2 separate regions of the Homo sapiens genome follow, and region 1 is linked to region 2. Evidence: chromatin loops called from intact Hi-C (ENCODE). Cell type or tissue: MCF 10A. All regions are shown on one strand. Each heading gives the region's core, and the rest is flanking DNA. Links, peaks and the distances in the headings are about the cores only.

Region 1 (6,484 bases), core at 1,877-4,376, 130 kb before region 2:
TGTGAATTTTAGATGAGGGAGAAAAAAAATCTCTATTTTTCTTGAAGATTTTAAATTATTATTTGGGCTTGTGTTTCTCAAGTTAAAAAACAAAACAGTGTTTACTATTCAGGTCCTGTTATCACTCTTCTACTCAAAAAAGAAAAGGAAGAAAAGAAGAAATCAAAAGGCAGCTCTGGATTAACAAAGTCATGAAAAGGCTTCCAGATAAAAATCTCAGTTTCAAAAAGTGATTTAATATCTTCATAAAATGGACATAGAAATGCCTCTGAAATTGGGTTGTATGTGACATATTTCATAAAGTTTACTGATCCAAGACTCAATTAAATCTAAAAGGTCAGAACTGCCACCAAGCCCTCTCTGTGCTGCTCAGCTGAGCCTCCCTCACCAAAGGGACCCCTAAGATTTGGGCTCCTTGATCAGCCCCACACATAACTACTGAGCCCAACTGCATGTTCCCTAGAAAGCCATGCCTGGGCTGAGCCTTTGATGACCGGGCTTCTTACAAAGCCCCATCTAGACATTGACAAGGCGACTCGTTTCTGTCCAGTGTGAATCTGGGATGGTCTTGCAATAATAATATAAAAATTTGGCCAGTGTATTACCAAGTATTTTATTTTTTGTATTCTGATGCTTTGACATCTTGGGAGCTGCTGGCCCTGGAGGAACTGTTCTCCCCACCCCAGCCCCAAGAACCAGCTAATTCCTAGAGGGAGTAAAGGACCCCTGTGAGTACACCTTTCATATGTAAAACAACCAACCCAGAGCCCACACCCCACTGCCCCCTCTATGGGGCTCTCATACTCTGGGCCACTATCCCCTTACCCCAATCACCCCAGGGCAGGTACCAGACAACCAGGGAGAGTCCCTCCACCCCAGAGCCCACTGAAATGATTCATACTAGCCAATCCCAAGCCTGCTTACCCTGCCTCACCAGTCCCTTCCCACAAAAACAAAACAAAACAAAATAAAGGCTCTTGCCCACAGTACCCTCGATTCCTCTGCCTATGGCCTATCTTGGTATTTCCATATATACCTCGTGGCATGGTGTGGGCTCTCTTCTTGGGAACTGTGAGAAACTATCTTTTCAATGGCAGTCGTATTCTTACCTGTTGGCGTTACTATGCCTCAAATTTTCTCCCACTGCGCTATATTTCAAAACAGCCAGGGAAGGCCAGGCGCGGTGGCTCACGCCTGTAATCCCAGCTCTTTGGGAGGCCGAGGCAGGCGGATCACGAGGTCAGGAGATCGAGACCATCCTGGCTAACACGGTGAAACCCCGTCTCTACTAAAAATACAAAAAATTAGCCAGGCGTGGTGGTGGATGTGTGGCTGTGGTCCCAGCTACTCGGGAGGCTGAGGCAGGAGAATGGCGTGAACCCGGGAGGCGGAGCTTGCAGTGAGCCGAGATCAGCCACTGCACTCCAGCCTGGGCGACAGAGCAAGACTCCGTCTCAAAAAAAAAAAAAAAAAAAAAAACAGCCAGGGAAATAAATTTTCTTTCAACATGTATTAATACATAGAAGGAGTTAAGATGAAGGGAGTTGCCCAATAAGGAAGCTCTGTCCTTTAAGCCCAGGGCAAGAAGGGTCTGGACAGAGCATTTCTGGCTTGATTCCATGGGACCCTCCCCTGGCCGTCTCTGCTGGCTCACACAGCATCCAGTTGCTCAAGGTTCCCTCTGTCTGAACACTTCTCCCTGCAGTCCCAGTGACTGAAGCACTCGGATCTTCTTTTGGGCGGTCTTGAAGTTGATGATAATCTCCATCTGCCTGAGTTAGGAAAACATTTTCTGATGAAGGACTTGGCAGGAACGTGCTTGTGCCTGTCAAAGCTAGTGAGCCCTGAGCTGATGAGGAAAATAAGTGCTGATATGTGACTGAGGACTGTTCTCACATCCCAGACAGTTCGTGTGGACTCCCAGAAATAACTGATTACATTTATTCTTGCTTTAGGACAAAGAACATGGGAAATATTCTTTTTTTAATTTGCCAAGTGGCTGATATATTTTTCCTCACCCCGGCTTTATTGAGGTATAATTAACAAATAGAAATATATTGAAATCAGCATGTTGAAGAGATGTGGGCACTCCAATGTTCATTGCGGCATTATTCACAATCGATAAGATATGGAAGCAGCCCAGGTGTCCACCATCAGATGGATGGATAAGGAATGTGTGATCTATATACTCAAGGGAGTACTGTTTAGCCTTTAAAAAGATGGAAATCTTGTTATTTGAGACAACATGATAAACCTGGAGTACATTATGCAGCATGAAATAAGCCAGGCACAGAAAGGCAAGTATTGCATGATATCACTTATATGTGGAATCTAAAAAAGTTGAACTCATAGAAGTGGAAATAGAATGTGGTTACCAAAAGCTGGGGGAGAGGAGTGTATGAAGAAATGAGAGATGTTGATCAAAAGGTACAAAGTTTCAGTTAAATAAGGAGGAATAAGTGTTAGTGACCTATTGCACAGAATGGTGACTATATTTACAATGCATTATATATTTTAAAATTGCCAAGAGAGTAGATTTAAAATATTTTCACCACAAAAATGAAAAGCATGTGATGAATTTGTTAATGAGCCTGAATTAATCATTCCACATTGTAAACATATATCAAAATATCACTTTGTGCCCCATAAATATATAGAACTATTATGTCAATTAAAAATAAAATTTTAAAAATTAATATTAGAAATTACATATATTTACACGATGTTTTTAATATATGTATATATAATGAAATTATCAAATCAAGAAAATTAACATATACATCACTTTATATACTTTTTTTTGGGGGTGGTGAAAACATTGAAGACCTACTGTCTTAGTCAATTTCAAATATACAATGAAGCATTATTAACCATTGTCACCAAACTGTACAGTAAATCTCCAGAACTTATTTATCCTCCATAACTGAAAGTTGTACCCTTTGACCAAGATCTCCCCATCCCTCACAAAACACCCAGCCTCTGGTAACTACCATTCAACTCTGCTTCTGTAACTGAAATGCAGCTTAGTTGCTTGCTGCATTTAGAGTCCAGTTAAAAAAAGTAAGATCTGATACCTAAAAAAGTGAATTTCTTCCGAAGCTAGCTTGGGGAAGAGGCACAGATGTCCTACTGTACTGCTTCACCTTTGGAGCAGAAAGCGGGCACTTTTATAAGGTGGCGGGGTGGGGAATGAGCAAGGGCAGGGTTCCCCCTGTTAGGTTGGTGCCTTGTCTATCTACAGTTGAGTTGGCACCTTCCTGGGCAGATGTAAGTTGTAAAAGTGGCCAAGCAGGCATGCTTTCCATATGCCCTCTAGTGGATCAAAGTTCTGAGGCAACCCCCTACAAGTGAAAGTTCCATGGGGTATGCTTTGGTCTGCAAATCAACTGTCAACTCTCCAGGAGAGATCCATCTTGGAGTGCATAGTTAGATGAACTTGCCCTGTAAGGAATGTCTGGTGAGGGGGGAGGTGAAAGGTTACATTTGCATTTCTGAAGGGCTAGGTAGGAAATAGGGAGCCAGGGAAGTGAGAAAAAAAGTGATAGAGGGAAAAAAAAATAAACCACCTCTTAAAAAAATGGGGGTACTCCCTTACACTCCTCTGAGTTGGACTTTCTTAGATTCCACAGATGAGTAAGATCATGTGGCATGTATCTTTCTATGCCTGGCTTATTTCATTTTGCGTAATGTCCTCCAGGTTCATCTATATTGTCCCAAATGATAATATTTCATTTTCTTAGGCTGAATAGTATTCCATTGTGTATATGATACTATATTTTCTTTATCCATTAATGAAAAATGTTCTGTGATTATGTCATATTGTACTGTGTTGTGTTGTACTATCCTACTTGCCATGGACCTTCATATCTCCCTACTTTCTGTTTGCAATAAAATTAATCTAGGCTCTCAGGAAGGACCTAAGCGTGTGTGTGTATTGGCTTTGTTTTGCACAACCTTCCACATCTTGTGGAAATAAGGAGTCATAACAGGAAAATCCCTCTTAATGCTGTGCCCTCAATATTTGTCAATGAAGATTCCATTACTCTGTTTAGCATGTGTTAGAAATGGTGTTAGAGCCAGAGCTCCACAGAGTGGGAATGTAGGACTCCTTTATTGTACCTTGTCAATCCTGTGATGTAGGACTTTGTTGTAGGTGGAAATATGAAGTCAGCTAGATGGCCTGGGGCCCAGTCCTGGCTCTATCCTGTCAGAGGCATTTAAACCAGAGCAACTCCATCTTGAATACAGGCTGGGTACAATAAGGCTGAGACCTACTGGGCTGCATTTCCAGGAGGTTAAGGCATTCTTAGTCATAGGATGAGATAGGAGGTCAGCACAAGATACAGGTCACAAAGACCTTGCTGATAAAACAGCTTGCAGTAAAGAAGTCAGACAAAACCCACCAAAACCAAGATGGTGGCCAGAGTGACCTCCGGTCATCCTCACTGCTCATTATACACTAATTATAATGCATTAGCATGTTAAGAAACACTCCCACCAGTGCCATGGCAGTTTACAAATACCATGAAAAAGGGAGGAAGTTACCCTATATGGTCTAAAAGGGGGAGGAACCCTCAGTACTGGGAATTTTCCACTCCTTAATCAGAAAACTCATGAATAGTCCACCCCTTGTTTAGCATATAATCAAGAAGTAATGGTAAGTTAAGCAGCTTGAGTAGCTCATGCCACTGCTCTGCCTATGGGGTAATCATTCTTTATTTCTTTACTTTCTTAATAAACTTGATTTCACTTTACTCTATGGACTCACCCTGAATTCTTTCTTGCATGAGATTCAAGAACCCTCTCTTGGGGTCTGGATAGGGGCCCCTTTTTGGTAACAACCTTGTACTACAAAAAAGGAACAGTGCTGTTAAGTCCCCATTGGAGGCAGGATTTTGGGATGTTATTCCATTTCTGCAAGCATAATAAAATATATGCATTGGCCTTTGTTCCTGGCTCCTGGCACATAGCTCCTAAAACCCACAGAGTCTCCTGAGTGATGAGTGTCTTTTATATGCTGATGTAAGATGACTGGTGGGTGTGGCCCCGGATAGCTTCAGGATAGGGGTCCGGTTGCCAGAAAAAACAACCCTGGAATTAGAGGGTTAGAACTTTCAGTCCCACCCACTCTGGGGGAGGAGAGTGGGGCTGGAAATTGAGTTCAGCCACCAATGGCCAACGACTTAATCAACCATGCCTATGTAACAAAACCTCTACAAAACCCCTTAATGATGGGGCTCAGAGAAATTATGGGTTGGTAAATGCTCAATGTGCTGGGAGATGAGGTGCCTTGGAGAGGGCACGAAAGTACCATGTTCCTTACTCCCCATACCTTGCCCTATGCATCTCTTTCATCTGGCCATTCTTTTTTTTTCTTTTCCTTTTTCTTTTTTTTTTTTTTTTGAGGGAGTCCCACTCTGTTGCCCAGGCTGGACTGCAGCGGTGTGATCTCGGCTCTCGCAACCTCCGCCTCACAGGTTCAAGCGATTCTCCTGTCTCAGCCTCCTGAGTAGCTGAAATTACAGGCACACACCACCATGACCGGCTACTTTTTCTGTATTTTTAGTAGAAATGGGGTTTCATCATGTTGGCCAGGCTGGTCTCGAACTCCTGACCTCAGGTGATCTGCCCACCTCAGCCTCCCAAAGTGCTGGGATTTCAGGCATGAGCCACTGCCCGAGGCCCCATCTGGCCATTCTTAAGTTGTATCCTTTATAATAAGCTGGTAAACATAAGTAAACTGTTTTCCTGAGTTCTGTGAGTTATTCTGCAAATTCTCAAACCAGGTGGTGGGGGGAGGGAGGATATCAAGGGAACCCCTGAATCTGTAGCCAGCTAAGCAGAAGTGTGGATAATCTGAGCACTCCACTGTGGCTGGCATCCAAAGTAGGGGCAGTCTTGTGGGTCTGAGCCCTTTACCTTTGGGTCTGCAATAACTCTAGGAGTTAGTGACAGGATGAGATAAATTGTAGGACACCCAGTTGGTGTCCATAGAGTTGGGGGAGTAATATTGAAAAAGATACAACTACTTGAGGTCAGGGAAAAAACATGAAAATTTCAAACTTAAATCAACCCTTCAGGTTAACTATTATATTACAAATTTGTAGATGAAGAAATTGAAGCAAAGAGACTAAGAAGTTGCCAAAGTTACAAAGCTAATAAGCACCTAAACAAGGATTTGGACTTGGGTATATTTGAATCCAAAGCCTTCCTTGTTCTCCTCACAAACCAGGCAGCCCTCATATTAGCAGGTGATGCTGGGCAATTACCCAAACATTTCCAACAGCTCTACTTTAACAAGCATGGAAGGAGCGTGGGTTTGGTCACTTACCTCCTCTGAAGTCTAAACCTGCTTCCTAAGGAGGTCATGAGTGTCAGGTAAGACTGGGAAATCATTTTGTAAAGTGTAAGTCCGTGTCCACTTGTAAAGTATGTTTATTATAATCGTATTATTTTTGTTATAAAATTTATCAGCATCAGTTTC
Region 2 (6,484 bases), core at 2,312-4,811:
CAATGAGATGAACCAGTACCTCAGTTGGAAATGCAGAAATCACCTGTCTTCTGTGTCAATCATGCTGGGAGCTGCAGACCGGAGTTGTTCCTACTCGGCCATCTTGGAATGGAGGGTGAAGCATCTTTTATTCTAATGAGGCAACTCTTGGTGGCTTCCTAGATATCTTGAGGATTGGAGCTAGTGGCCAAAAAGACCAAGCCTTCATTAGAAACTTGGAACTTTGTCCCCACCCCTGACCTTTAGGGAGGAAGGAAAGGCTGGAGGGTGAGTTAATAACTAATAGCCAATGATTTAATCAGTTGTGCCTATGTAATGGAGCCTCCATAAAAACAAATTATGGGGTTCAGAAAGCTTCAGGGCTGGTGGATACATGGAGATGGTGAGAGGATGAGATGCCCAAACAGGGCATGGAAGTTCCCTGCCCTTCCCGCATACCTTGCCCTATGTCTCTCTTCCTTCAGGCTGCTCCTGAGTTGTAACCTTTATAATTAACTGGTAACAGTAAGTGAAGCACTTTTCTAAGTTCTGCAAGTCATTCTACCAAGTTATTAAACCTGAATGGGGGTGTGGGAACCCCAATTTTGTAGCTAAAGTAGACAGAAGTGTAGGCAAACTGAGGACCTGGTTCTTGCAACTGGAGTCTGAACTGGGGGCTATCTCGTGGGACTGAGCCCTTAAACCTGTGGGGTCAGCTAACTCCAGGTAGTTCATGTCAGAATTATGGAGTCTTCATTAGGGAAAGGGCTAGTGGGACCAAGGGAAAACAAAAAGAGGAAACAGATAAGCTCTAAGTCTGCCTTTCTTCATGGTCCAGGACACATGGCCCTCCTGTGCAAATAACTCACGATCTTCCTGTGCCCAACTGTCACCGGATACCTGCAAGCGAGTTCACTGGAACCTCATCATTTTCAGCACTGCACAAACCCTTCTTCAGCTTATAGCATAAACACTATTCTATAAAATCCCCACCAAGCCTTTGTCTCCTTGCAGTCAGCTCCTCTCTTGCTGATTCTGTCTGTTGCTTTCTTACAACGTATTTTCCTACTTCCTCTAATAAATCTGCCTTTCTTTGCCTACCACTGTCTTGATAAATTATTTTACCCCTGCACCACCGGCCCAGGCAGTCACTGCTCACCCACAACAAAAATAGGACTGAGTTACTGGACACCCAGTTTGTGTTTGGAGAGTTGCAGAACCCTTGGTCGTTGGTGTGGAAAAAACCAACACACTGGTGTGAGTCAGAAGTGTTGTGAATTAAAAAAGACCTGTGTGTGTGTGTGTGTGTGTGTGTGTTTACAATTGCATCTCTATCTACAGAGAGAAGGAATGATGAGGCAAATATGGTAAAATGTGAAAAATTGGAGAATCTGGCTGAAGGGTGTCAGGAGCTCTTTCTATGCTTTTTGTAATTCTGGAAAAAATGCTGTTTTGTTAGTGTCCTTTGTGCCGCATGACACACTGCTCCGTCTCATGGAAGGAACCACCTCTTTCACCCAGTTTTTCCACTGGCAATGACTTTGTATTCTTCAAATTTAATTTGAACACATTATACCAGGTGTATATATACCAGGATATGTAGGTGTAATAGTTCTCAACGCTGTGTAACAAATTATCACACACTTATGATTTAAAACAACACTTCACCAGCTCACAGGTCTGTGGCTCAGAATTTTGCAATGGCATGGCTGGGTTCTCTACTCAGAGTCACACAAACATAAAATCAAGATGTTGACAGGCTGAGTCTTCCTCTGAAGGCTCTAGGTAAATATTTGCTTCCCAGCTCATTATTCTTGTGTCAGAATCCAGTTCCTTGTAGCCATGGGCCTAGGGTACATGTCTCCTCACTGACTGACTACAGGCACTCTGCTGTCTTCTAGGCCAGCAGAGCCAGAGAAGGGTTTATGTGACTAGGTTAGCCGACAGGAGAGTCTCCCTATCTGAGGTCAAACATACTGCGTAACCTAACCTAATCACAAGAGTAAAATTTGTCACAAAAGACATTAAGTGAAAATTCATAGTCCCAGGATGTGCATGATCTTCAGGGATGTCTTATGATTCTGCCTACCACATATTTCTATTGATAAGAACTTAACATATTTTACAAATCACAAACCAAACTGTAATGGATTAGTCAATACTTGCTGCTAGGAAAATTATTGATCTTATTGAGGGAAAATAAATCAGCTTTCTAGTCTAACTTCATGTTACATATCAAGATAAATGTTGAATGGATTAAAAGGTGAAATATAAATCTGAAATCATAGAAGTATTAGAAAAACTGTAGGTGAATAGTTACCTTTCTTTTGCATAGGGGTAGGAGATTTTGCATAAAAAATAGCAAAAAAACTAATAGAACTGAAATTACTATAAACAAAATTAAATAATGCAGTAAGCAAAAGGGGAAATGTTGACATCAAATAGGAGAAAGTTTATTTATAATATTTCAAGAACTCACAAATTTGGTGAGAAAACCCTAATTGTAAAATAGGCCAGGTGTGGTGGCTCATGCTTGTAATCCCAAGACTTTGGGAGGCTGAGACAGGAGGATTGCTTGAGCCCAGAAGTTCAAGACCTGCCTGGTCAACATGGCAAAACCCTGTCTCTACTAAAAATACAAAAATTAGCTAGGCATGGTGGTGCACACCTGTAGTCCCAGCTACTCAGGAGGCTGAAATGGGAGAATCACTTTAGCTCAGGAAAGCAGAGGTTGCAGTAAGCCGAGATGGTGCCACTGCACTCCAGCCTGGTCAACAGAGCAAGACCCTGTCTCAAAGAAAAAGAAAAGAAAAGAAAAAAATAAACAAGAGACAGAACCTTCAAAAAAGAAGAAACAAATATGCAAACAAGTGCCTGTATGAATGTTTGCGCTCACAGTCATTAAAGAAGTTCAGATTTGAGCCACACTGGAATGGCATGTTTTACCCAAGAAATTGTAAACATTGAAAATGCTAGCAGTCTATGACAGCAAGGATGGCATAGGAAGCCCACTCCACTCACTCTACTATTGTTGAAATTGAGAATTGGGACAACATATCTGAAAATGAGAATTTAACAATGTGTATCAAGAAATTAAAAATTATTTAAATCTCTGACCTAGTCGTTCCACTTCTAAAAGTATATGCAAGGGAAATTAAATGAAAAAGAGACAAAATTATATCCACACAGTGATGACAAGAGTGCTGTTTCTAATGGTCAAAAAATGGGAACAGCCTAAAAATCCAACAGTAAACTATGATTTGGAGACGGAGTATTATGTAGCCATCAAAAAAGAGTTTGTGAATAATTTTTATGGAAAAGGGCTTTTTGAAAGCATAAACTTTTGAGAAAGACTGAAAAGAAAAGCAAAATATTAACTGTGGTGTCTGTGGAAATATGGTTTGGTTTCATTTCCTGCACTCTGCAAAATTTTCTCTCGGGGTATTCTTAACCTGGAGTTATGGGCCCCCTGGTGGTGAAGGGGATCTATAAAAACCCTCAACAATCGTATATTGGGTGTATGTGCAATTTTCCCACATATAAAACAAGCCCTTGAAATGAAATTATGTGGGCTCTAACCACCAAGAAAGCTGAGTCATTTTTTTCCTCAAGAAAGCAAAGACCCTGAGGACCTACACGTTCTCTTCCCCAGCACAGCCTACCATTTCCAGGGGCAAAAGAGAACCACGGTGCCCCACAAATCCCACCTGCCAAGAATCTGTCCCAGGCAGTGTCTCTAGAGCTTCTGGGCAGGTGGAGGAGGCTGCAGGGAGCTGCAAAGAAAAACCAACTTTCCATTTGGCATTTGCAAAGCCTTGACACAGAACCAGGTTTGTCTTTGTTTTTTGCTTGTTTTTTTGTTTCTTTGTTAGCTTTTGCACCTTTTTGTAGGTGCATTTTTTTTCAAAGGCAGAGAATTTCCTTGCTCATTCCCCTTGTCTGCCTGAAAGATGCAGATGGAATGTGTACCTGTATCCCCAGTGGAGATTCGTTCAGAGTCCTGAGCCTGCAGAATTACCTGCACTTGTTCCTGCTTCACGAAATCACAAGAATAAAAATGTTAGCAATCTCATCTTTGTCTGTGAATCAGTTACTCTGAGAGTGTCTTAGGCAAAGGCTTTTGGAATTCCCTTTTGCCCTAGAAGCCTGACCTGCAGAGGTGTGCACCCCACACTCACCATTGTTGCTCCTGCTGAGCTGCCTGCCCTGGGCTTGAACGACCAGAGGCTGAATGACCAGACAAATCAATAAGATCCAATGGGCCGAGGTGACACATAGCCCCCAGTGCCAGTCTACAGGCTCTGCACAGATGCCGATAGGTCATTTTTAATCATGATTTTCGATTTTTCAACCCCAGAATGCCTTATACACCCAAGTCTCACCGTGCGGATTCCCTTCTTTAGAAATTACAGCGCTGCATGGAAAGAGGCTGCCGGCAGGCTTGTGCTGCCTGGGTCAGCGTCCTCCATGTGCCACTGATCAGGGCTGAGAAGGCTTCGCAGAGCGCATCTCGGTGTCTTTCCAAAAGCCCAAAACTCTGTATTATGTGGCATCCTCAGACTGGTCTAGGAGAGCCCAGAGCTCCCCAGCTCCTCCTGAGATCAGCTTTTCGGGGGTTGAGAGGGAAAACACAACACTGAAACACGCACACAACTGACAATAATATCCTTCCTCTGCTGGCAGCCGAGTCCTGAGAATGAGTTTGAATAGTTTGGGAATGCCCCGGCCCACTGACCTTTCACCCAGCCGCAGATGGTAGACTTTTATTTTTATTTTTACCAACTCTTGCTCCTGCTCCTGATCCCTTAAGGTTTGAACTCTGTCCTACATGTTGTTCCCCTCTGTGTGCCCATTGCTGCAGGTTCATTATACAGGTAAACTCGTGCACAGGGGTTTGGTATACAGGTTATTTTGTCACCCAGGTACTAAGCATAGAACCCACCAGTGATTTTTTTGTAATCCAGCCCTAAACCTAAAATAAAAGTTGAAAAAAAAAACACAAAAAACTACCTATCAGGTACTATGCTCACTGCCTGGGTGATGATATCATGGTAGTACTCACCCCCAAACCTCAGCAACATGCAATTTATCCATGTAACAAACCCACATACATGCTCCCTGAACCTAAAAACATAAAATAAAATAAAAAAATAAAAGAACCCTGTCCTACATGGATAGAAATTATTTCAAAACATACCTCAAAAATGCCAGGACCTCATGCTCATTTGCCACTTGGTTAAGTCACAGTTATCCTATGTGACTGTTAGATGAGTTTCCTTCAAACGTGAGCCCTCTTCTTAACAGAGAGTTGTTCCTGACTTGGAAACTCTGCTTTTCAGTGGACCATAAGGTGCCCCTCACTCATTGCAAAGCGCAGGGAGGTTCTTGAGCTCTCCTGGCTGGAACACAGCAGGCAATTTCCTCCGTGAAGCTTAACTTTTATTTTATATAAAAACAGATAAATTGTATGTACAACATATAATTTTTAACTTACAACAAAGTATAGCTACATAATTTTATAGTGGGGTTTTGTGATGACACATTAGGTCAAAGTAAAGAGCACAAAGTTGAACTACAATGCCGCCAGTTGCAACGCTGCCCACACGAAGGGAGCTGGTCCACAGTCATATGTATGGCACGTTCGTGTCCTCACAGCAACGACACAGCTTCTGAGCTCCATCCTCTGCCTGGAACCAAGCAAGTCTATTTTGCTGCTAATAGTAAGGCCCATCTCAATTTCAGAATTTGTGTTAAAGAATGAAAGAATTCTGTGTTGAGACTCAACAAAATACTGTTGTCGAAATGTGCGCAGCTGCTGCAGGGTCCTCATTCACTGGCCTTGCCAGGAAGCCACAGAGTCGGCAGGCAGAAAACGATGCCCACATTGAGTGGAGAATTTCTGTTTCTAATGAAATCTTCCACGCAGTTGATGGCCTGCATACCCTGGCCTATTTTCCACAGCAAACAGAGTCCTTCCAAAAGATTCATCAACTTAGCAGCATGCATTACATATACACACGATAGACCCTTTCCCCCTCCATTACTGCCTCTCAGCTGACTGCATTTGGCCTGAGACAACTTCATGGCTAGAAAAATCAATAGTGTGGAGGGCAGCCACGCCTTGCCAGTGGATCCATTATCTGTCTCTTTCCTATCTCCATTAATAGAGGGAAATGTTTTCTTAGTGTTATGCGAATTAGAGAAAGAAGCAGTGTCTGCCACAGAATATTGTATTTGTTGAAATTGCCTCTTTGGTGGAAATTTGCCATAAAGTATGTCTGACCAAAGGCTAAAATCACCCAATATTCCTGATTCACTTTCCCTCTTCCTGCTCCCAAGAGAGCATCGGCATTGGAGGTGCATGCTCTCCAGGGGACATGGATGAGAGTGAGGCAGGATATTTTCTTGACCCTTTTGCAGGACTCACGAGAAGGGTGCCCCTTTTACTCAGCTGACCATGCTCAACCCCTCGCAGGAGGGAGCACATGAGCGAACCAGTGCAGGA

Evidence for each region. A loop is a pair of places that touch in the nucleus more often than their neighbours do. Peaks named below come from ENCODE experiments on the same cell type or tissue, not always from the same donor. Only the 100,000 strongest peaks of a DNase experiment are listed, where the experiment ranks them.
Region 1: it touches region 2 in a loop (9-fold over the local background); 21 of 110 quality-filtered maps call a loop at or near these places.

Annotation. Positions count from the first base shown.
Region 1 is chr9:88,719,802-88,726,285 of GRCh38, reverse strand. No RefSeq gene overlaps it. Among named protein-coding and RNA genes, the nearest start is that of MIR4289, 23 kb to the left of the region's middle. In MCF 10A, for the core only: a CTCF peak has its summit at 3,342 (motif pointing left); a DNase peak (open chromatin) is centred at 3,295.
Region 2 is chr9:88,590,951-88,597,434 of GRCh38, reverse strand. No RefSeq gene overlaps it. Among named protein-coding and RNA genes, the nearest start is that of LINC02843, 58 kb to the left of the region's middle. RefSeq lists an enhancer at 3,375-3,534. In MCF 10A, for the core only: a CTCF peak has its summit at 3,479 (motif pointing left); a DNase peak (open chromatin) is centred at 3,444.